4 separate regions of the Homo sapiens genome follow, and all the other regions are linked to region 1. Evidence: chromatin loops called from intact Hi-C (ENCODE). Cell type or tissue: endothelial cell of umbilical vein. All regions are shown on one strand. Each heading gives the region's core, and the rest is flanking DNA. Links, peaks and the distances in the headings are about the cores only.

What was found. Peaks named below come from ENCODE experiments on the same cell type or tissue, not always from the same donor. Only the 100,000 strongest peaks of a DNase experiment are listed, where the experiment ranks them.
Region 2: a loop joins it to region 1, with 5 times the contacts of the local background. A loop is called at or near these places in 5 of 110 quality-filtered maps.
Region 3: it touches region 1 in a loop (7-fold over the local background); 5 of 110 quality-filtered maps call a loop at or near these places.
Region 4: a loop joins it to region 1, with 5 times the contacts of the local background. A loop is called at or near these places in 2 of 110 quality-filtered maps.

The regions. Positions count from the first base shown.
Region 1 is chr5:96,598,960-96,604,430 of GRCh38, forward strand. All of the region lies in intron 4 of LOC101929710 (a long non-coding RNA gene), which reads left to right. It also overlaps a transcript of CAST not described here. Among named protein-coding and RNA genes, the nearest start is that of CAST, 61 kb to the right of the region's middle. In endothelial cell of umbilical vein, for the core only: a CTCF peak has its summit at 2,978 (motif pointing left); DNase peaks (open chromatin) are centred at 2,422 and 2,942; H3K27ac peaks cover 2,528 bases.
Region 2 is chr5:96,431,394-96,436,864 of GRCh38, forward strand. It overlaps PCSK1 (proprotein convertase subtilisin/kexin type 1), which reads right to left and starts at 1,855. Exons shown (of 14, transcript NM_000439.5): 1 at 1,470-1,855. The coding sequence starts at 1,649. The region is part of intron 4 of LOC101929710 (a long non-coding RNA gene); the gene reads left to right. It also overlaps a transcript of CAST not described here and the pseudogene LOC102724070. RefSeq lists silencers at 2,732-3,026, 2,888-3,007. In endothelial cell of umbilical vein, for the core only: no CTCF peak of the experiment used is centred there; a DNase peak (open chromatin) is centred at 2,948; H3K4me3 peaks cover 553 bases; H3K27me3 peaks cover 2,513 bases.
Region 3 is chr5:96,534,343-96,539,813 of GRCh38, forward strand. The region is part of intron 4 of LOC101929710 (a long non-coding RNA gene); the gene reads left to right. It also overlaps a transcript of CAST not described here. Among named protein-coding and RNA genes, the nearest start is that of PCSK1, 100 kb to the left of the region's middle. In endothelial cell of umbilical vein, for the core only: no CTCF peak of the experiment used is centred there; DNase peaks (open chromatin) are centred at 3,239 and 4,629; H3K27ac peaks cover 2,788 bases.
Region 4 is chr5:96,405,353-96,410,823 of GRCh38, forward strand. It overlaps PCSK1 (proprotein convertase subtilisin/kexin type 1), which reads right to left. Exons shown (of 14, transcript NM_000439.5): 8 at 5,422-5,471; 9 at 2,871-2,971. All of the region lies in intron 4 of LOC101929710 (a long non-coding RNA gene), which reads left to right. It also overlaps a transcript of CAST not described here. Among named protein-coding and RNA genes, the nearest start is that of PCSK1, 25 kb to the right of the region's middle. In endothelial cell of umbilical vein, for the core only: no CTCF peak of the experiment used is centred there; DNase peaks (open chromatin) are centred at 2,309 and 3,169; H3K27ac peaks cover 2,248 bases.

The DNA.
Region 1 (5,471 bases), core at 173-5,172:
GGCACTATACCACAGGCTTCTCTGGTTCCTACATCTTCGGACCCAGACTGGAGGTCTCCAGCTTCTGACCGTGGATCTCTCAGACTCCATAATCACATGAACCAATTCCGTAGCATGGATACATACTCATTCTGTTTCTCTGAAGAACCCTGACTAATACAATCACTGATATACAGCTTTTGTGAGACTTTTAGAGTATGGCTATGTTTACAAAATATTTTCAAGTTGTCAGACAAATGCACAGTGTAAAAAACACAATTTGACTAAGGCCTATCTTAACTTAGGGGGTGAAAGAGAAGGAGGGACTGGTGGTTAGTGCCCCAATCTGTCCTCAGACTGATCTTATTCACTGTTGGTCCCCAGTGCTGAAATCAATGCAGGTGGTATGATTTCTAGTCTCTAAATTCAGGAATTAGAAAATATCTGTTTCTTTATTTTCTCAAATCAAGTGGAATATAAATGTATCTATCTAAGCAAGCTGTAATGTTAAAAATTCATCTACTGTAATATCGGGCTGACTTCCTATTCAAATCTAATAAGAACCTGGAAGTCTTAATTGTGCTTAGAAAATACCTCTATCCTTCAGTTGCTTTGGGGGTCTTCATTCTTCAGGCCATCATGAATGCCACTACATCTACATTGCCTAAGTGCCAGGTCCCTCACACTCTGGTAACTTTAAGTCAGGTCATCTTATGGCAGATACAAAAATGTTTGCAGAGACTGGAAATCCACCCCCCTCCATAGGCGCCCCACTACCAACTCTGATTAATTCTGTGCCACACACTTGGGGCACAGAATTAAGCTACAGCAAATTTGAAATAAGCTATTTTCTTTCTATTAGTAATTGGGTCCAGGTACACCCACAACCCATACACTTTTCTCCTCACAAGAGGGAAGTCTTTTTCCTTTTTCTGCTCTTTCTCTCCTTTTCCTCAAAGAGCTTATTTAATTCCCACATTTCCCCTTCTCATTTATCCAAAATATCCTGTATTATTGCTTCATTAGGCAAAAAAAAAAAAAAAAACCCTCAAGCTCTGTTGATTTCAGACTGCAAGTTTGAAGTGTTTTGTATCATTTCTTCCAAAGGTAGTGGCTAGACAACTTTCAGGAGGGAAGTGTACTGGTAGTGGTTTGATTAGGTTGTATGGGCATTATTAAACCCTTGTGTCTAAGAAAAAAAGGTATGGTTTGCCTTATGGGCATGGGGTAGAGTATATCGTTCTTGCCAATCAAGACCAACCAAGATGCCTTTTAGTTTTATTCTCTCCCTTTCTAGATACCTGGCAAACACACAGTCTAATATAGAAAGGTTTTATATATGCATTGCACCACATGGTCCTCCTTGTTTAATCAGATTTCTTTGAACTATGGTGGGCACCTAACCCAAGAGTAGCCAGTCTCTGACACAGCCTCAAGCAAGAGCCCTACCCAGTAAGGGCACATTATATGGATGACGATGGACCAAGTATGGACCCTTCATATTAGGAAGTTTGAATTCATAGACAAAAAATCATTGATAACAGGAGAAGTCACAGAAACGGAGAAAGAGAAGTGATGGGAATGAAGAACCAAAGAGAGAAAAACAGTTCCCTGGTGCTAACCTAGTGAAAAGACACCTAGTTATTAGAACTATGTTCTCACCTAAGAGGTCCTCCAACTCCTCTTTTTCGGAAAAACCCAGCTCTATGTGTCCCTGTTTTCCTTCCTTACCTGCATATTCTTTCTGCATATCCTAATCCTCTGCGCAAAACTGAGCCTCTCTGTATTTCTTGCAACCTGAAGGAAGCTCACTCACATTTATTTCAAGAAAAGCTTATAAGGCTTAAGCTTTATAAGCTTAAGAGTAAAGAGCAATAAATAATTTACTGATTATTTAACATTCAAATTACAGATTATTTTATTCTAAAGTTTGAAGATTAAGAAATCCTAGAGAAATAGCCACCAATGAAAACATCTCAAAACATACTAACCTCTGCCCCTGCTCCTCCTTCTCTGGATTTTGGTCTCCCTCTGTTTTCCTTCTGCTTTTCTTCTGGTTTACGAACCTACCTCCCATCTCCCCCTCCGCTATCTATCTTTCTCTGATGTGACTCCTTTTGTTTCCCTTTGGTCTCCTTGTTGTGTGAATGTCTCTCTCCCTCTCTCCTTCAACATCTCCTTCCCTTACTCCTCCTTTCACACTCTCTTCCTTTGCTAGGTGCCTCTATGACCATTTACCTATTACTTTCCTTATTACCACCCTTTAAAGACCACAAAATGGAAAGGAAATCTGTTTATTAGAATTTATTGTGTCTATCACATTTTGTGTCCTACTTTCTTTATTGAATGGCAGGTGACTTGAGCATTTCGTTTTTCGCCTAACAGAAGGAAATACCTAAACAATCTGCTTTTGCATGTGCTGCCTGATTGACTAATTTCCGCAGGATCTGTGACCTTGGCAGAAAATAAAGTCTCACCCAGGACTCTGCATAGAAGGTTACTACGGAAACAATGGATTCTTTGATCCATTTATATTTGAAAGGATTTTTTTAAATCCCTCTGGAGATTCAAGTTGAAAAGAGAAAAATGCAATAAATTATTTACTAAATTAGATTATTAATCCAAAAGGTACAAAGCTGTTATTGCAGTGAAAGTACCGATTTCAGTTTTATTATATAAAGATATCTCTCCTGGTGATACCCTGGAGCTGACATTAATCTTTCTACTCGATTGGTTTTTTAATGTTCCCACTTTGTACATTTCCTTTGTGCATCTGAAAATAAAGTTTCAGGATACATCTTACCCTCTATAGACCAAAACTAAAGCTAACACCCTTATCATAATTCTTTTCATCCTGTCAAATAATTAAAATTTTTGTACATTTTATGTCAGCAGGGAAAGTTATCCGGCATTTGATAAGCACCGTAATGCTAATTGCTCCTGGTGTATCCAAAAGTATAGTCACCTGCCACCTAGTGTCTTAACTAAAAACTGCAGCAAAGGATCCACTCAACTAAGGTCTTCCGGCTCCCTCTGGCCCTCCTCATTGGACTCTTGGGGTTTAGCTTCAAACTCTCTTGAGTGGCAGGCAGCTCTCTCTGTGAGAGGTGACTAGACCTGACTTACCCACTCTGAACAGCAGAATCCTGCCTGTCACAATAGAGTAGGGTCCCTCTGGTCTATATATGAGAATACTCAAAGGAGTGCTCTGACTCAAGACACCATGGAAGAGCAAAGGATGGTTGAGGACGGCTGAAACAGTAATATGACATGACAAGTGTACATAGCTAATGTTATACTGCTATCTCAACAATAATTCCATGCAGTGATTGCAATGACATTTCAATTTAACATTTCACAAACCTTTACATTTCTACTATGTGCTGGTCACTGTGCCAGGCCCTGGAATGAAGCAGCGTCAGATAAGAGTCCTGCCCTCATAAAGCTTACATTCTGTGGAGGAACACAGCAAATAAACATGATGAATCTGTATTAGGATAAATATTATAAAGGAACTAAACAGGGTCATGAGGCCAGGCACAATGGCTCACGCCTGTAATCCCAGCACTTTGGGAGGCTGAGGCAGGCAGATCACCTGAGGTCAGAAGTCCGAGACCAGCCTGGTCACATGGTGAAACCCCATCTCTCCTAAAAACACAAAATTATCTAGGCGTGGTGGTGCATGCCTGTAATCCCAGCTACTCAGGAGGCTGAGGCAGGAGAATCGCTTGAACCTGGGAGGCGGAGGTTGTAGTGAGCCAAATCACGCCATTACACTCTAGCCTGGGCAACAAGAGTGAAACACTGTCTCAAAAATAAATAGATAAATAACAGGGTCATGATAAACTTATGGGAGAAGACCATTTTGTTTAAGGTGGTGAAGGAAAGCCTTTCTGAGAAAGAGGCATTTGGGTGAGACTCAAATACGGAGAATATTCCAAATATAAAAATAGCTAGAATAAGTCATTCCAGGAGGAGGGATCAGCAAATGCAAAGGCCTGGAAGAAGAAAGGGGCCTCTGTGTTCAAGGACCAGGATGAAGGAAAATACAGCTGAAGCGTGATAAGTGGCAGATAGGATGGTGTTTGTTTTCTAAGCATTGCTGATTCAGGATGTGAAAAAAAGAATTGCCTTCCAAGGTTTAAATTTTGAAATCAATGCGTAATGGATCATATATTTATTGAAATGCCTTTTGGTTTGTCAACCTAAATGAAGAACGGAGGATCTCTAAAAGAAAATGATATTTATTTAAGAATAGGGCGTTGTAATGGGAATATGGGAATACCCATGCTATAGTAAACTACATGTGTATTCAGGGAGGTAAGAGAGGACAAATGTTTTAAAGATTCTTTTGTAATAACATTTAGCTTAAAAAGCAAATGCATCGTTCAGCTGTACAAAAATGTTTTCTTTCTTTATAATCATATCTTATAAGCTTTTTTCTATTTTTAAATTTTTAATTTTTTTAACCTTTTAAAAGCTTTTTTGTTAAAAACTAAGACACCAACACACACATTAGCCTAGGCCTACACAGGGCCAGGATCATCAGTGTCACTGTCTTCTACCTCCACATCTTGTCCTACTGAGCTCTTCAGGGGCAATAACACCCACGGAGTCATCATCTCCTATAATAGCAATGCCTTCTTCAGGAATATCTCTTGAAGGACCTGACTGGGGCTGTTTTACAGTTAACTTTTTTTAATAACTAGAAAGAGTACACTGTAAAATAACAATTAAAAGTATAATATAGCAAATACATAAACGTGTTACACAGTCATTATCAAGTATTATGTACTGTACATCATTGTATGTGCTGTACTCTTTTTTTTTTTTTTTTTTTTTTTTGAGATGGGGATTGCTCTGTCGCCCAGACTGGAGTGCAGTGGCATGATCATGGCTCACTGCAGCTCAACCTCCAGGGCTCAAACAATCCTTCCGTCTCAGCCTCCAGAGTAGCTGGGACTACAGGTGCATGCCACCATGCCAGGCTAATTTTATTTAGTTTTTGTAGAAACGTGCCCTCCCTACATTAACCAGGCTAGACTTGTATTCCTGTGCTCAAGCAATCTTCCCCCCTCAGCTTCCCAAAGTGCTGAGATTACAGGCGTAAGCCACCCCACCTGGCCCCTTGTGCTATACATTTATATGACTGGTAAGGCAGCATTTACACTAGCATCACCGCATGAGTAATGCATTGTGCTACAATATCATGGCTACGATATGGCTAAGCATTAGGAATTTTTCAGCTCCATATTAATCTTATGAGCCCACCTTCCTATATGCAGTCCTTGGTTGACCAAAACATTGTTATGTAACACATGAACATACTCAGGATGGTCACTATCTACTATAATCACTTGATTCTCAATAAAGCTGAGTTCCATCATGTCTGGAATAAGGTGATGAATAAATTGGTTCCTATATTCAAGACCTTAGAAATTGAGACTAGAGTAGATAATAAACATGTGAACACATACTCATGTCCAGCACCA
Region 2 (5,471 bases), core at 108-5,107, 170 kb before region 1:
TACTACTTTCATTCCTTCAACCAATGAATATTGAGACTTCAAGTACAACTTCTATGATTACACAAATTACAATCAGTTGCAATCATTTATCTCTAAGCTAGTCTCCTCTAGATTCTTGATTACTTGAGAGCGTTTCTTTCCCTCCTCTTATTCCTCAGCCCCTAACACGGAGCCTGGCACGAGGGCAAGGGCTGGCCAAAAGCAAAAGACTCATCTGCTGCTGGGACACCAGGAAGCCAATCTGCATTGATTTTCCTTTCGGGCATTTCAAAGACAATTTGGTTTATAAAGTTGAGAATGAAGCCTCTAGCAAGAGCAGGCGAATTCCCCAGAGGGTTCGGTCTACAGAATCGCCAACGCCCCCGCCGATTACTCATCCGTGACTCCAGCGGCGTCTCAACCACCACCTCCAGAAAAAACGCGCCAAAATGTTTTACAACTGCCTCCTCCCACGCTTCAATGCAGACCAACTTCCCAAGCAGGGGGCGAGGGCTTGATTCCGAGCCAAGGAAAGGAAAGCTCTAGACTAGAAGTCACACTCCCTAGGGTCCCCTCGGAATCGCTCAGCTATAAGCAGTCTCCCACTTAATGTCTTGACGCCCACCCACCTCCAACCAGCTACCTATCGACCAAGCCTTCACTTGGACAGGCAACAATAAGCTGAAATTCCCGGGAAAACGATTACGTACTTGGCTGAAGAACAAGAAAGAAATAGATCCCTTCCCCATAGTCAGTTCGGCATCTCGACCCTGCAGTGGGACTGGCCGGGCAAAGTTATGAAGCTTGGACTTTATAAGTTCCCAGTGAAAAGCCGGAGCTCCCTAGAGAGTCGCGGGGATAGATGGTCCCGTGTCTTTCACCCACCATTTCTCCCCCCAGCTTCCCAGGCTACTCCGCGGCCTCCCAACCTCCTGGTCGCGAGTCCCAGCAGCTGGCACTCTTCCAATGCCCTGGGCGTGCCCTTACAGGCTGCCAGGGCGGACAGCCCCAAGCCTGCTTAGCCCCTTGCATCAGGACTTGGATCTGATGCTGCCATATTGAAAAGAAGGCAACAGCCGGCTCCTGACGCAGACCGCCTCAGTCCCGGGGGATGGAGCGCACTGCTTCTCCCGGGGGCGCTTGGTTGGTAAGAGCTTGAGTGTATCTCAAGTTCCCTGAACAAGCGTGGAGGGATTTTTCTTCCAAACCGCGCGGGAACGGATTTCAATTCTAGAGCGGCCAACAGTAAGCATAAGCCCTACCCAGCTGCAGCGGCTTCCTTCTGCTTGGCTGCGCCCAGCCTAAACAGTAAATAATGCAAGCTTTCTCTCTCTCCAAGCGCGACAGGGGCGAGGGCTGGAGCAGCTCCTTGCTCTTTGCTACTCTGGGCTCTGGAGAGTGCAACCTGGGGCTCCCACTTGGAAGACCGCGCTCCAGTCCCGCCAGTCCCCTGGGGCCCCAGAAAGTTTCTTGAAAGTGGAAACTCTTACCTGACCCAAAAGGTCATAGCCCAGCTCCTCGGCGATGGCCGAGGCTGCTTCCGGGCCCCCGGGGATCTCCGCTGCCCATTCATTGACAAATTGCCTTTTCGCTTTTGCACTGTTCAGTGCACACCAAGCGCAAAAGAGGACGAAAGCAGTGCACTGCAGACTCCAGGCTCTTCGCTCCATAGCTCACACACTCGCTTGAACAAGAGTGGGAAGGGAAGAGGAAAAAGAAGCAAGATAGGAGAAAAGCCAGACAGACTCCCCCTTCCCACCCTCGGGCTCTAGACCACTCCTGGCTCCTGGTTGCTCTGCGAAGAGCTAGGAGGCGCGAGAGGAGAGGCTGGGCGGCGGCGAGCGCTCAGTGAAGCGCTTCGGTCTCCAGGCTGAGTGGAGCCCCAGCCCTTCCCAGCCAGAATGGAAATGAGTGTTTACACGTCAAATCGACGAAAGCCATCTCTTGACGTCAGATCTACCTGGACTAAGATCCGAATGGTATTCCCGGCGGGGCGGAGAAGCGGCTAAAATAAGCAGCCAGGGATTAGGAAAAGGAAGGAACTGTTTGCTGGGATCAGTTAAGTCTGCTCCTTGTCTGCCCATAAATTCTGTACCGTGAGAAACATTTTCACTTTTCAAAGAGAAGTGCCCCACTTGAACATAACTACCAAGAATCAAAGGCTGGGAGTGCTTTCCCTCCCTTCCATCCATTTTCTCTGTATTTACTTTATTATCTCATGTGTGTGGCGGGGAGGGGGGGAGGCTATAGGATTCTTATAATGGCCCTTTGGGCATCAGCACCTGCTATGAAGAACAAGGCTCTTAGGTCTTTCAAAGAGAGAGGCTAGGAGAGTAAGGAGAAGAAGGGAAGCTACTACTGTCCCAATTCTGTTCTAAATTGTCTGAGAAAATTAGCATGTCTATGTTAAAGCAATACTATTAAAAATGAATTTTTAACCATTCAAGCCACCTTAGTTTACAAGTTTACTTCCCTCCTCCCCTTTGTTTCTCAACCTCAGTAAAACAATATCAGTAGTTATACTCCGATATTGCAAAGCCAGCGCCACCACCACCTTTTAGGGTGTTTATCAGTAAAATGATTAATCATGTGATTTTAAAAAAACATATTTTTAAGAATTCGTCAACAAGGGGATCTAGGATCCCAAAAGCTGTTGTGTTGATTCAGGGAGGGAAAGAGCAGTTTTTATTTACCTCGACTTTCCATTGTGCCTCAGTAGAGCTCTTCACTTTGGTGCTGAGCTGGAGCTGTGCCATTACTTTCCCATAAAATGCACAATGCCTCTTTGTGGAAAAATGGTTTCCTGTGGGAGGAGAGCAAGGAAACATCTAAATGAATTCTCCACCCCTCACCCTAGGGAAGTGAGTTCAGTCTCCCATGGTGGAGCCTATTCGAACCCTGAGGGATTGAACCTGGCGGGAGATACCAGTGCCTAGTATTCAGCACCGAGGTCTGGACAGCGACACACGCAGGACTGCCGCAGGAGCTGCTCTCTCTTCTGAGCACCAAAGACCTCCACCCTTCTGCAGCTGGCCAGCACCAAGCTGTTTTCCTTTTGATATGTGCATTTCCCTCTTTTGAACAGCAAAATAGGAAATTGGCCGCAGGGGGGAGTGTGGTTAGGTTCATGATCGTGACAACTTGTGTCCAGCTCTTGGGAACGTGTTGGACTCAGGCCAAAAGTAAAATCGCCGGGAGGTGGAATTGAGAGAGTATGCTGCACCTGGGAAGTTTGTTTTTTTTTTTGTTGTTGTTGTTGTTGTTTTTTAAAGCTCAACCGCCCGAGGGCGCGATCTATGCTGTAGAAATAGAAGAAAGGGGAGAAGGTTGGAAAGAAAGCATATAAACAAGTGGAGAAAGGAAGCAAGAGATGTTCCTTACAAGAAGCAAATGAGACAAGACTTGGTGGAGGATCAGGCTCTGTAGTGCTAATTTTTCATTTGCCTCCACGTTTGCAGAAATGTGCACTACATAATTTCTTTAAACATAAAGCATCTTTACAAAATCAAATGCCAATGTTAATAAGCCATGTGACATGGTTAAGTGTTTTACAATAATGTAACTCACATGAGATGAAATGGAATGGGCTCCGATTGATAGCTTTGTTGTCTGTTCTGTAAATCCACATGTGTGAATGTTGATGGCTGGGTAAGCTGTCTTCTTTTCCCTTCACACCTCGGCCTGAGTTGTGGCCTCAAGCTCTCAAGGGTGTTTCATTCTCACAGCAGACAGACACTAACTGTGCACTAGCAAGGCAAGAGAAGCCCAGGGCAAATGTTTTATAACGGTAGATGTGTCAGAGGAGGAACATATTTGTCCCTTTCTTATTATTGTTCAAGTAAATCAGTTTGGCAGAGTGTTGGCAATAGGGTCCGTGTCTCTCTCATTAATGAGGCATTTGTCTTAAATGGAGCACCATAGAAGCCTGGAATAAACATTTGGTTTATATACCTAACAGGGCCAAGTAAACTCTCACAAAAAGAAGATAATATCCTCATCCACACAATACAGATATCAGTAAGTTAATCTGCTATTGTCTGATTTTTATCCTATGAACCTCTTTGCCAGAACTTCTGGCATGCAGAAGAAATAAATTTCTGCCAAGACTAGAGGTGCAAGTAGATTTAGAATCCATTTTAACTTTTTGTTTCAAGGGCTAGTCCTACCCTGATTTGTAGATCATGGTAGTGACCTCCAGGCCCATCAGTGTTATATTTCGTATTATAAATTGGAAGAGCCAATTATCACCCTTAAGTTGGTTTTAATAGCATTTGATTCATGTGATTAATTTATATAGAAAACCGGATACTCCAGAAATTAAGAGGACGTGTTTCCATTATAAGTTATCAAGTGATTGCCATGCCTTTCATGATGCTCACAACTGCCCAGTGATACAGCTAAGCATTCATTAAGGTTTCTTGGAGAGTAAAAGAAGCTATTAAGAGCAGGAAGTAAGAATATGCTCAAAGGAGATCTATAGATCACCATATCTCTTTAGTCTTAGGAAACAAATGTTTTAAACATTTTGTTACTACGAAATAAAACATATACCCTTGGGCATACTAAACAATGTACCCAATATTTATCACAAAGTGGACACAGTGTAACCATTTGGGCCAAGAAAAACATTTCTAGACCCACAGAATAACAGAATAATATTCCTAGATCTTCAAGAGATGTTAAAGAATGGGTAAGGAAATAATGTAGGTTTAACATTTTCCAGTTATCATGTAGACTTGCCTGTTTGCTATGGGTAACATTAACTGCACATTAACTCAAAGGTGTAACAAATTAGTCTGTAATTAAACTAGAAGATTTTTGGTAGCAGAACACATTATAGGGGCAAACCTACCTATAGCAGTGTTTTCCAACATAGAAAATAACAATATTTGTGTGGCACACTGGGGTAAACTGGAGGAAATTTGAAGACATCTGTATGGAGCTGGGTGAAGAGATTCATAACATTTTCTTTACATGATACAATTATGATAACAAAATAAAATATAACATTTTGGGCAATACATTAAATTGCATATTAATAACTTTAAATTGAGAAATCTGAATATGCTTTCACCAATATAAGTTTTTATCTGAAGTTTTATGCTTAAAAAGGCTATATATCATTTCTAATTAAAACATTTTAATGACAAATGATCTTTTTATATTCTTAATAGCTGCTGTCAATGAAACTTTTTTGCAAAATTCTATTTTAAATAATATAGCCGTCTTTATTTTCTTGACATATTTATCATTGGAGTTCTATATGAAAATGCCTATAGATTCAGAATCCATCTAAATTTTACAGGTCAAGTATGACAAAATAATATTGAAATTGTAAATTGGAAAATACACACACCTTTTAGAGAAGTTACCATCTACCAACTTTACCACAAATTGAGAAAAGTATCTAGTATACACAAAGACTGATATTGGGGTTACCACTTAAAGATACACCTGCCAGAAGTCCCTGAATTACTTTCTCATGATATCTC
Region 3 (5,471 bases), core at 175-5,174, 65 kb before region 1:
CATATCACAGGTAACCTTTAAGAAACCGTTACTTGTCCTGTTTCGGTGAAGTATAAAAGAAAAATAGGCTGTAATCCCACCACTTTGGGAGGCTGAGGTGGGCGGATTACGAGGTCAAGAGTTCAAAACCAGTCTGACCAACATGGCGAAACCCCATCTCTACTAAAAATACAAAAATTAGCCAGGTGTAGTGGTGCGTGCCTGTAATCCCAGCTACTCAGGAGGCTGAGGCAGGAGAATCCCTTGAACCCAGGAGGCAGAGGTTGTAGTGAGCTGAGATCATGCCACTGCACTCCAGCCTGGGCGGCAAAGTGAGACTTCATCAAAGAAAGAAAGAGAGAGAGAGAGGAAGGAAGGAAGGAAGGAAGGAAGGAGAGAGAGAGAGAGAGAGAGAGAGAGAAAGAAAGAAAGAAAGAAAGAAAGAAAGAAAGAAAGAAAGAAAGAAAGAAAGAAAGAAAGAAGAAAGAAAGAAAGAAAGAAAAGAAAGAAGGAAAGAAGGAAGGAAGGAGGGAGGGAGGGAAGGAAGGAGAAAGAAAGAAAAGAAAGAAAGAAGGAAAGAAGGAAGGAAAGAAAGAAAAGGAATAAAGAAAGAAAGAAAGAGAAAGGGAAAGAAAGAAAGAAAAAGAAAACTACAGTAGGCATTATTGGCTCTTCAGGGAACAATATTTACAAAGCCACAATAATGTAAACATTTCATTGACTTTCAGTTTTTAGAATCAACTTGTAGGCCTAATTACTCTTACAGAACAAATGGCATATAGTATCAACCTTGTAAATTCAATAAATACAGAAAGCAGAGAATGAGAGGAACCAGTGGAAAAAAGAAAACGTGGGCAGAAGCCTAATTTCCCCACCTTAGCAAAAGTCAAAGAATGTTACCTAAGGTTGATGTAATAAGAATATGACAGTGTTGGCATTTTGCTAAATATTGTAAGGAAACAATAATTGGCACAGCGAATACTGAAAGCATAAGGAAGAGGGAAATGGGAAGAATATAAGGGAGCTAACTTTTCATTTATCATTGTGGAAGCAAAGATAAAATGTAAAAAATCAGTATTTTAAAAATGTTATTTAGAAATATGGAGCTAAGTGAACAAACAGCTTTTTAAAATTAGAAAATATTGCCTCTGGGGAGGAAGAACAGGCATAGGACATGGTGGCATGAGTTGCCAGGTAAAATATAGGAGACTCAGCTAAATTTGAGTTTTATGTAAATAAACAATTTTTTTTTTTTTTTTTTTTTTTTTTTGAGACGGAGTCTCGCTCTGTCGCCCAGGCTGGAGTGCAGTGGCGCGATCTCGGCTCACTGCAAGCTCCGCCTCCTGGGTTAACGCCATTCTCCTGCCTCAGCCTCTCGAGTAGCTGGGACTACAGGCGCCCGCCACCAAGCCCGGCTAATTTTTTGTATTTTTGGTAGAGACGGGGTTTCACCGTGTTAGCCAGGTTGGTCTCGATCTCCTGACCTCGTGATCCTCCCGCCTCGGCCTCCCAAAGTGCTGGGATTACAGGCGTGAGCCACTGCACCTGGCCAAATAAACACTTTTTAAACCTAAGTATGTCCTCAGTGGTACCTACTTTTATTTGTTAAAACCGACAATTGAAGATACTGTTGTTTTGTTATGAGGAGCCCTTTAGTACATTTAAATCTTTTAACTATATGTTAAATAACCATATGTTAAATATTTAAGGTTTTTTTTTTTTTTTTTTTTTTTTTAAAGAAAAAGGAGGAGGAGGGCTGGGTGCAGTGGCTCAGGCCTGTAATCCCAGCACTTTGGGAGGCCTAGGCGGGTGAATCACCTGAGGTCAGGAGTTCAAGACTAGCCTGCCCAACATGATGAAATCCCATCTCTGCTAAAAATACAAAAAATTAGCCAGGCGTGGTGAGAGACGCCTGTAATCCCAGTTACTAGGGAGGCTGAAGCAGGAGAATCACTTGAACCTGAGAGGTGGAGGTTACGGTGAGCCGAGATCGTGCCACTGTACTCCAGCCTGGGCGACAAGAGCAAAACTCCGTCTCCAAAAGAAAATAAAAGGAGGAGGACAGTGGAACAACAGTATCCAAAGGCAGTGAGATGTTGAATAGATGAAGTTGTAGACATGCCTGGTGTATTTGCGACATGGAGATCAATGATGTCTTTGACAAGAAAATTTTACTGGAGTGATGGTGATGCAAGTTGGTCTGTAGAGGATTAATAGGCGCATAGAAGTAAGGAAGGAGAGGTAATTATAGAAGTGGAAAAGAGTAAGGTACAGGTATGGCAGTTGAAGAAAATCCATGGATTTCCAGAGTGATGATACATTTTTCTTTCTCTATATTCATCACATTTCTCAAGTAAATCTTTTTTGAGCTGTCCTATTAAATCTGTGCATTATGACAGCTTGGAAATTCTAATCATAATTTGGGATAATACCATGAGAAATGCTCCCCTCCCAAATAATTGAGTAGGTAATGGTCTGACATTTTGATGGAGGGATATTTGTAACAGTATAAATTTTTTTTATAGAAAGAAGGAAGCAAGTAAGAATATAACGTGTGATTTAAATCAGATATGGGGCAGGCATGGGAACTTCTGATCTCATTTCCACTGATAAAAGTTATTAAGCCAAGCTATCTTCTCCTATGAGCACCCAGAACTCTAATTCTCTTATAATTTGAATCTACCCAGTGCTCAAATTAAGCACTTAATTATGTATGGTCTTGGAGAAATACAAATACGACTAAAATATGGAGGCTGCTTCTAAAGAAAAGAAGCTTTCAATACAGTGGCTGGAATATTTGAACTTCCCTGACTGCCTGCTGCCTTGTTGGCTTCATGCCAGACTGAAGCCCACCCTTGCTGAGCTCTGTCCCATATCCTCTTCACCCAACTCAGTTACCATCCTTCACTTCGCCCAAAAGCTACTCTTACTCACAACTCTATTTGAACTGGATTCTTTACCAAAAGATATAAAACCAGTCTGCCTGTTTTCAGCAGATTTTATTAAAATGTCTGAACACATTTTACTAAAGTTGAAGCAATAGACTACCCCTCCTGCCCCCATTTAAGCTTTCCAAGTACTCTCTGTTCCCCTTCAGTTGTGCTATGATTTGAAAAACCATCTAATTTGTATTGCTGGAGTCACATACGTGTATGATGAGCCATTGATGGCCTTGAGATGAGAACTTTTTATTAAAACACTTCAGTTACTATACTTCTGTGAGCAACACAGGAAGAGAAAAAAAAAACTTATCTTTTCAACTCCCATGGCAACTGACTCATCATTTCCTCTCCAAAGAGGTTAACCTCATCTCATTTCACTGTTCTCCATGTCACTATAGACTCTGCCATCTTTGAAGCGGCAGAAAAACAAAGGGTGGATAACTTTCTCTTCCTTTGTTTTAGAAGTGCTGCTTCCAGGAGTAATCTGATTGTCACTCGGTCACTTGGGCCATGGTTCTTTTTTCCCAAGACCAGTCTCAGCACATTTTCCCCATCAAAACTGTAGATACCTAATTTTTATATTTGCTAATGTTTTTGAGGGGGGGAGCAAAATTATATTGTATATCATGTAGCAAAAGCATCCTTTATATCCATATTGATCCTGTCAACTCCTCCCCTAAAATATCTCCCTGCAGTAGCTTTCATGCTTTCAGCCCTCTCTTTCACTTGGCCTCATTCTTCTCCACCTCTCTAGTAGGCAGGCTCTATCTGTTTTCTCTCCCACCCCTCTGAAAACCCCAGTCAGAGCATGCAATCTACACACAAGGCAAAGACTGGTTAAACAGCCAGCAAAAGAAAAACTGTTTGTTAGACAAACCAGGTCACCTGGTGTCCTTCAAGCCTTCCCGCGAGTAGCTTCCTTTCAAACCTCCACATAGGTTATCAAGAGCAGTGTCAAGTTCTAGGGATGGGCTCTTTAAAGGGATACAATTACCAGTTAATTTGAAGCATCTAGGAAAGGAGGTGAGTGAATAGTAATTGATAGAGGTATGAAACTACGTAGCAATATGTGGATATGATCCTTATATCATACCTATCTGAAAGTAAAAGAATTTTGCTTTTCTCATATTTATCTGTTAGAAAAGATAAGGTTTGGAAAGCCTTTTGGAAATCAACTTGCTTTGGACATCACTGAAAAGCATGCAGATTAAAAACAACAAACACTAGGCTAGCAAAGTAAATGACCAATTACCTAAAAGCATTTGAAGATGTTATTAAACTTTGGAACATCTCTTGAATTTCTGAATTGATAATATAGTCAGAATTAATGTGCAGATTTGGAGATGTTCAAGTAGTTAAAAATGGTCCTGGACTAACCTCAATCTTGTTTTGCAACATCTGTTTTTTTAAATTAAAAAAAAAACAGAAAATGTAACATTGAAACACTGTCTCTTCACTCATACATAAGACCCCCCCACACACACACCGCTCCCTCAGAAATGAAATGAGCTTTGGGATACTGTCTCTGTATCACATCATAAGACATAGAAATATCAAGTTACTCTAATTTGCAGTTTGGGGTTTAAAAAAAATCTCAGGAAGTGAAGATCAAAAATCAATATCAAATGACTCAGAGAGGTATTCTGCTGCTATCAGGTCACCCAAAGAGGAAGCACTTCATATTTGGTCAATATGGTAGCAGCATATCACTCTGAATTGTATAGGAAATAGACCACAGAACTTTCATTATAAAGATCTTGCTAAATCAATGACTAACATTTGCAGTTAAAACAAATCCAGACTATTCTCTCTTATTTGTATTTTCTCATAAAAGTATGTATGAAGACAATCACAGCAAATGTCAAAATATCACCATTTTTTAAGATTCAGCAGAACTGACTCATAGTGTTCAAAGTTCAGGGATATAGTGAGTTGTTGAGAAAAACCGAAAAACTTAAGAGTCAAAGTCTTGAAACAACACACTTAGAGCCTATTCTAATGGGTAATGCAAACTTTATATCATGCCAATTGTTTGAAGTGGCAGCTTTTATTCTGTTATTAAGTGCATAAATATTTAGAATTGCATGTCTTCTTAGTTAATTGACATTTTATTATTTTGTGAAGTGACAGTTTTTATTCTAAATAATTTTGTTTTTTGTGAAATTTACTTTGATATTAATATAGCCATTCAAACTTCCTTTCAACTCATGTTTCTATGTCATCACTTTTCCATCCTTTTACTTTTAACCATCGCTTTTCATCCTTTTATTTTTGCTCTGTCTTGTAAAGTTCTATAGGTTTTGACAAACATGTCATGTCATGTATCCATCATAATAGTATCACACAGAACAGTTTCACTGCCCTAAAAATTCCCTGCGTTTCACCTCTTCATCCCTGTCTCCTGCCCTGAACCACTTATATTAAAAGTGAGTTTCCTTGTATCAATAATAAATAAATAAAAAGTGAATCTAAAAGAATCGATTTCTCATGGACAGCACATAGTTTGATCTTCCTTTTTAAACCTAATCCTGCAATTGCTGGCTTCAATTG
Region 4 (5,471 bases), core at 354-5,353, 190 kb before region 1:
AGCAATTCTGCATTTAGTTGCAAAGAGATTCATGGACCCCTTGGAACCCATCTGAGTGTTTCACAGAAATGAAACACCTGCTTTAGAGACTGTCCATCAGAGACTGAGATTAATGAGGCTAGATCATTCCTAGATCATTTTCTCCTACATAGAAAAAAGAAGGATCAAATTAGCCAGGCATGGTGGCACATGCCTGTAATCCCAGCTACTCAGGAGGCTGAGGCATAAGAATTTCTTGAACCGGAGGGGTTGAGGTTGCAGTGAGCCGAGATCTTGCCACTGCACTCCAGCCTGGGTGACGGAGTGAGACACTGTCTCCAAAAGAAAAAGAAAAGGAAAGGATTATTTTCTGTATAGGATCATTTTCCACTATACAGAAAAAGAAGCCTTGAGGTTTTAGAAACCAAGGATTGCACTTTTACAATTTCAGCTCTTACATAAAATTGGCATTACTTCTGTTCAGCAGATGGATATTTCTACTATATTGGTCACTATACAAGGATGGGCTAGGCACGGCTAGTTATATTTACATGCATCTGACAGGTGTTGGATAGAGAAGAAAGGCTCTAGACATAAAATTTTAAGATTGCTTTCTTTTAACAGCTCCCTGGGGTAGTAGTCTGTGTTTTGAAATCTTAAATATAATAAGTCTGTTGCACAGGATCCTATAATCCATAGGACCCTATTTTCTTCCAGTCCAGACCCCTCATCACTGACCCCAACAATTCATGTTGGATTACCTATGCAGGCTGACATTTTCAATCTCAACTCTGAGAATCTTAGGAAGAGAAGAAGTTTGTAAAAAAAGGTCTCGTTTGACCCCTTCATTTTATAGATGGAAAGACTGAACCCCACAAGTAAATTAACTTGCCGAAGGCCACATAGCTAGTGGTAGAGCTAGAACTTGAAGCCAGGTGTTCCTTGCAATTTTCACTGCTTGGACAATTATTTCTCGGTTAATTTGGATCTGCTGATGCCAGTCTCAGCTTGTGTTCATAGATTTTTGTCTTTTGTCCATCTACTTCCTATTATAAGTGAACTTAGATTCTGAACATAGCTTTTCTGGAGGGCCCAATATCTATTTCTAATTGAGCACCTGAATTTACTTCTTCCCTTACCAAACATCTTGCCAGCCCCTCCAAGTAGGTGGACTCTTGGTAAGAGCCTTGCTAGACTTCCTTGCTTAGCCACTGTAGCCATCTCACAGCCGAGATACCCAGGAATATACCCCATCTCCATAGGAAGCCCCAGGGATCCTAGAGATAAACTGGACTCTCCTGGACAAAGGCTCAGGAACCTCAGGGCTTTTCCAGTCATGGCAAAGGCCAAGATATTTTTCCTTTCTGTTATTACGAACTGAGTCTACTGAATATGACATAAGGACACTGCTTTGTTCTCTCTCTAGAGAATATGTAATTTATTCTAGGATAATCTCCTTATTAGGAAGGATAATAGTAATTTACAAGTTTAATCACTTCTTCTAATATGCAACCATAGCACCTGACTTGACATTTCAAGATTCACTGTCACCACACATCAGAAAGCAGGAATGAGGACACATAAAAAGCTGTGATGTGCAGTGTGAGACAGTTCAATTTTTTTCCTCTGTGTTAAGTATTGGACTATTGGGTAATTATGAGAAAAAAAAAGTTAAATCTTTTTTTAACATCATACACTAAAATAAATTCCAGAGGGATTTAGAATTTAAATATGGTAAAGAAACCATAATAAAAGACATATAATTAATGTTTATCTAATTTGGGGTTGTGAAGATTTTTTCTGAGCATAAAAGCAAAGGAAGAAGCCTTAAAGAAACAGACTGACAAACATAACTACATACATATTAACTACATTTCATTAAAAATTACATAGAAACAAATTAAAAGGTAAATGTCAAACTTATAAAGCATCTAGCTTTTGTGAACCAAGGCCATAAAACAAAACTAAGGCCATAAAGAAGCAACCCCAGAAGACAAAGAGCTGAAGGGTATGAAATATTGAGCTTCATTAGTAATTAAATACAAGCATATTAAAATGAGATACCATTTTCACCTATCAACATAGCAAATATTTTAAAAGATAATAAAAGTAGTTTTGACAAGGGTTTTGGAAACTGGCACTTTCACACATATATTCCTGGAGGGAATATAAAATGGTATAGTCATTCAAGGCAGCATCTTGTCAATATATATAAAAATCATTAAAACATGCTTGCCCTTTGACCCAGAAATTCCAATTCTGAGTGTTTATCCTGAGGAAATTGTCAGAGATGACAACTAATATTTACTGACAATGGTGTTTAAGCATGATTAGATGACTTTAAGGAAATTTGTGTTTATACAATGGAACACTGTGAAAATATAAAACTCCTGCCTTTAAATCTCATGTCCCCTGATGTGGTTATATCAGCTCCAGGACTAGGCTTACATATTCAAAGAAAGGAGTTTTTTAAACTTGTTCCTAATACTGCCCACTGGAAACTATTTAAACAAAATCCTGCTGGAAGAGAATAAACAAAAGGCGTTGTAGCTGAGTGGGAAGAAGATTTGAGGGATAGCATGAGTTTTAAAGGTCAAAGCATATTGATTTAGACAGGAGAAAGTATGTTTAATATATTGTAGAATGGGTTTTAAAAACAGATTACAAAATAACGTCTATATTAAGATCCCAATTTTGTAAGATGTGTGTGTATTAAATCTACATTGAGATGTTAACTATGGTTAGTGACCTCGAAGTGGCAGGAAAGAGCTTATCTTTATTTGCAGTATTCCAAAATTTCTCCTGTAACCATGTATTCAGAAAAAAAAGTGTTATTAAAAATAAGGAGAATCAGCCTTTGTAAAGGTGATTAGAAGCTTTCTGGGCCTTACTTTGCTTCCAGGGCCAGAGCGAAGATGCCAGCAGCCAGAGGTGCAGAGGCCGAGGTGCCTGTGTGCGTCTCCGTGCAGTCATTGTGCAGGTCAGCGCTCGTCTGGATGACGTCAGGAAGGAGAGAAAGGCAGGGAGAACACGTGAGGAGTGTGGGCCTGTCTTGGGGGTTAACTGTACCAAAGGCTGCATCTGCTATGACCAGGAAACTCAGCTGATTCGATTGCCTACTTTCTCCTCTAAACCACAGGCGGATGTTTGCCATCTGCTGATATTTTAGTTCACCCTCTATATGCAACTTCTCTATAATTCTGGCAGCAAGATGCCTTTTCTGGGGATGAAGTACTCCCACTACGAATATTTTCTTTTCTGAGATTCCCAAACGAAATGCTGTCTATAAAAAACAAAGTTTCAAAATCACTGTGAATCATGCTGGCCCATTAATCATCGGGTCCATTGTGTTTGGTCTGGCATATTTAGAAATTCTGTCTCATACAAAATTCCCTTTTGCCTTCAGATTGACATTTGGCTGCCTCTTCAGCCCAAGGATATGAAGACATCCTGGCCTTAGCCATTTGAACTACTTGCACAAAAAATGCTTAATATGTAGTTTGCACTCACTGTTGAACTAGATTTGATACCTGTGAGTTGGTGTCCACATTTACACTTTGAGGAAAACGATGGGTCTTTAAAATGGAAAGTGTGCTGGACTTAGTTCTGGGTTCAAATTCTCTAACTGCTACTTAATAGATTTGTCCTCGGGCAAGTCATTTGGCTCCCCATCTGTAAAATGCGATTTATATTTTCTGACTCATATGCGAGACTTACCCGAGATGTTCTCTGTGAAAGTAGTTTTACATAATTTTCTTGCAAGTAAGGAATTACCCTGGCTAACTTTAGGGTAATGAAGAGATTGCTGAGATGAAGGGAAGAAACTGAAAAGACTTCCTGTCTGCCTTAAGGACCACGGCGCTGCTGGTTGGGCCAAGGGATTACTAACAAGACACCCACCCAGGCTCCAGCACCGAAGTTCTAGCTCGAGATTTCGATGTGTGGGAGGGAGGTGTAAAAAAATAATTTGTTCTATTATCACCTCCATTGGCTTCCTGCTTGGAGTTGCTGAATTTCTCAAGTTATGATGGCTCTGCTCCTCAGAGGGCTGCGGAAGCAAGGTTGCCCTTTTTACCTGTTGACGCAAGCAAGCCCCCAGAGATGACTATGCTGAGGAAAAGGTTTGCGTAAGAAAAAGGTTATGTTACTGAGACTGTCTCAAATAGAATCCACCAGCTGTCTCTCCTAAGGCTGGCTTTCTTAAGGAGGGAGTTTTACAAAGATAGAAAATCTTTCTTCTGCTTCAGTGCAGGTTACCCAAGATAAGGAACAGTCTGTGAAATGGTGATTCTGAAATGCCCAACAGGCCATTTTCTAAAGGCAGCTCTGGACACCCAGGGAAATGACAACAGCCAGGGGCTCTGAAGACAAGTGGGGCAGATGTCTGATATGCCCCTTTCAAACCCTTTAAAATGTGCCTGCCATAAAACCCCTCGGTAGAATGCCACTGTCTATTACTTGAGTAGCTGAAGAGATGCGCGTGAGAAGCAGGCCCACACTTCTAAGTTGAGACCACAGCTTTACTGTCTAAACTAGCTTGCAGAAGTGATCCTGTATGAAGAAGATGTTCGTGTTGACAATTTTGTTGAGATGCCATTAATAGGAATCTTGCACGCATTCCAAGGTCATTATTATAGGGTTCACCCACCCTCTAATTAGATCATGACCTGCTATTTCACTGAGATAGGATCTATATACTTTAGCTAGTTGGTCCTTTCTGTGTCAGGAGTTAAATTGGGGGCCTTACATTTTTTAAATTAAAGGTGTCTCCCTTTGTTCTCAAAGCCCCTAAATGCCCCTCCATCGTCATGCCCTTGAAGGGAAATCCAGTAATTGCCCTTGGCCGTCTGACTCATGGAAGCAAAGGCGCAGGCAAGCGTGGGCTGGAGGAGCTCTCTGAGCATACGACCTCCCCGAGCTGCTTACCCAGATGCTGAGCAGTTCACCTCAGGGGACACTGAAACTGCTATTTTCCTGCAGGTCATCCATTCTTAGGAGACATAGCTGGTGTAGACTCTGTATTTTTATCATCTGCGACAGGGCAGGTCAGACTATATCCCTGCTGTTAAAGGATCAGCAAGTACAAGGGTGATAAAGCCCCTACAACCCTGAGATCTCCTTTAAGGCTGTTTCCAGGGAGGCATCAGACAAGCAGAAAAGACATTTGGAGTCTCCGCTGTGTGTAATGACAGGTTTGGTGGCTTCTCAAGGCTGGGTTTAAAAATGACAGAGGGGAAGATCATCTTGGCAGAAGTGTCATTATCCCTGGAGAGAAAACTTTCTGATGGATGCCAGCCTTTCAAGTGAGTAAGTGTGAGTTCTCCCAACTGAGACATCAAGCTTAAGCGAATCAGTCGTACCAAAGGTCAGTTAGGGGAATCATTTCACATGCATGCCACGCTCTCCTAACTAAGCAGAGAGAATTAGACAAAAGCAACATACGATTCTCTGGTCGGTGTAATCTCCGCTGCTGTAAGAGGTGGCCAGTGTGG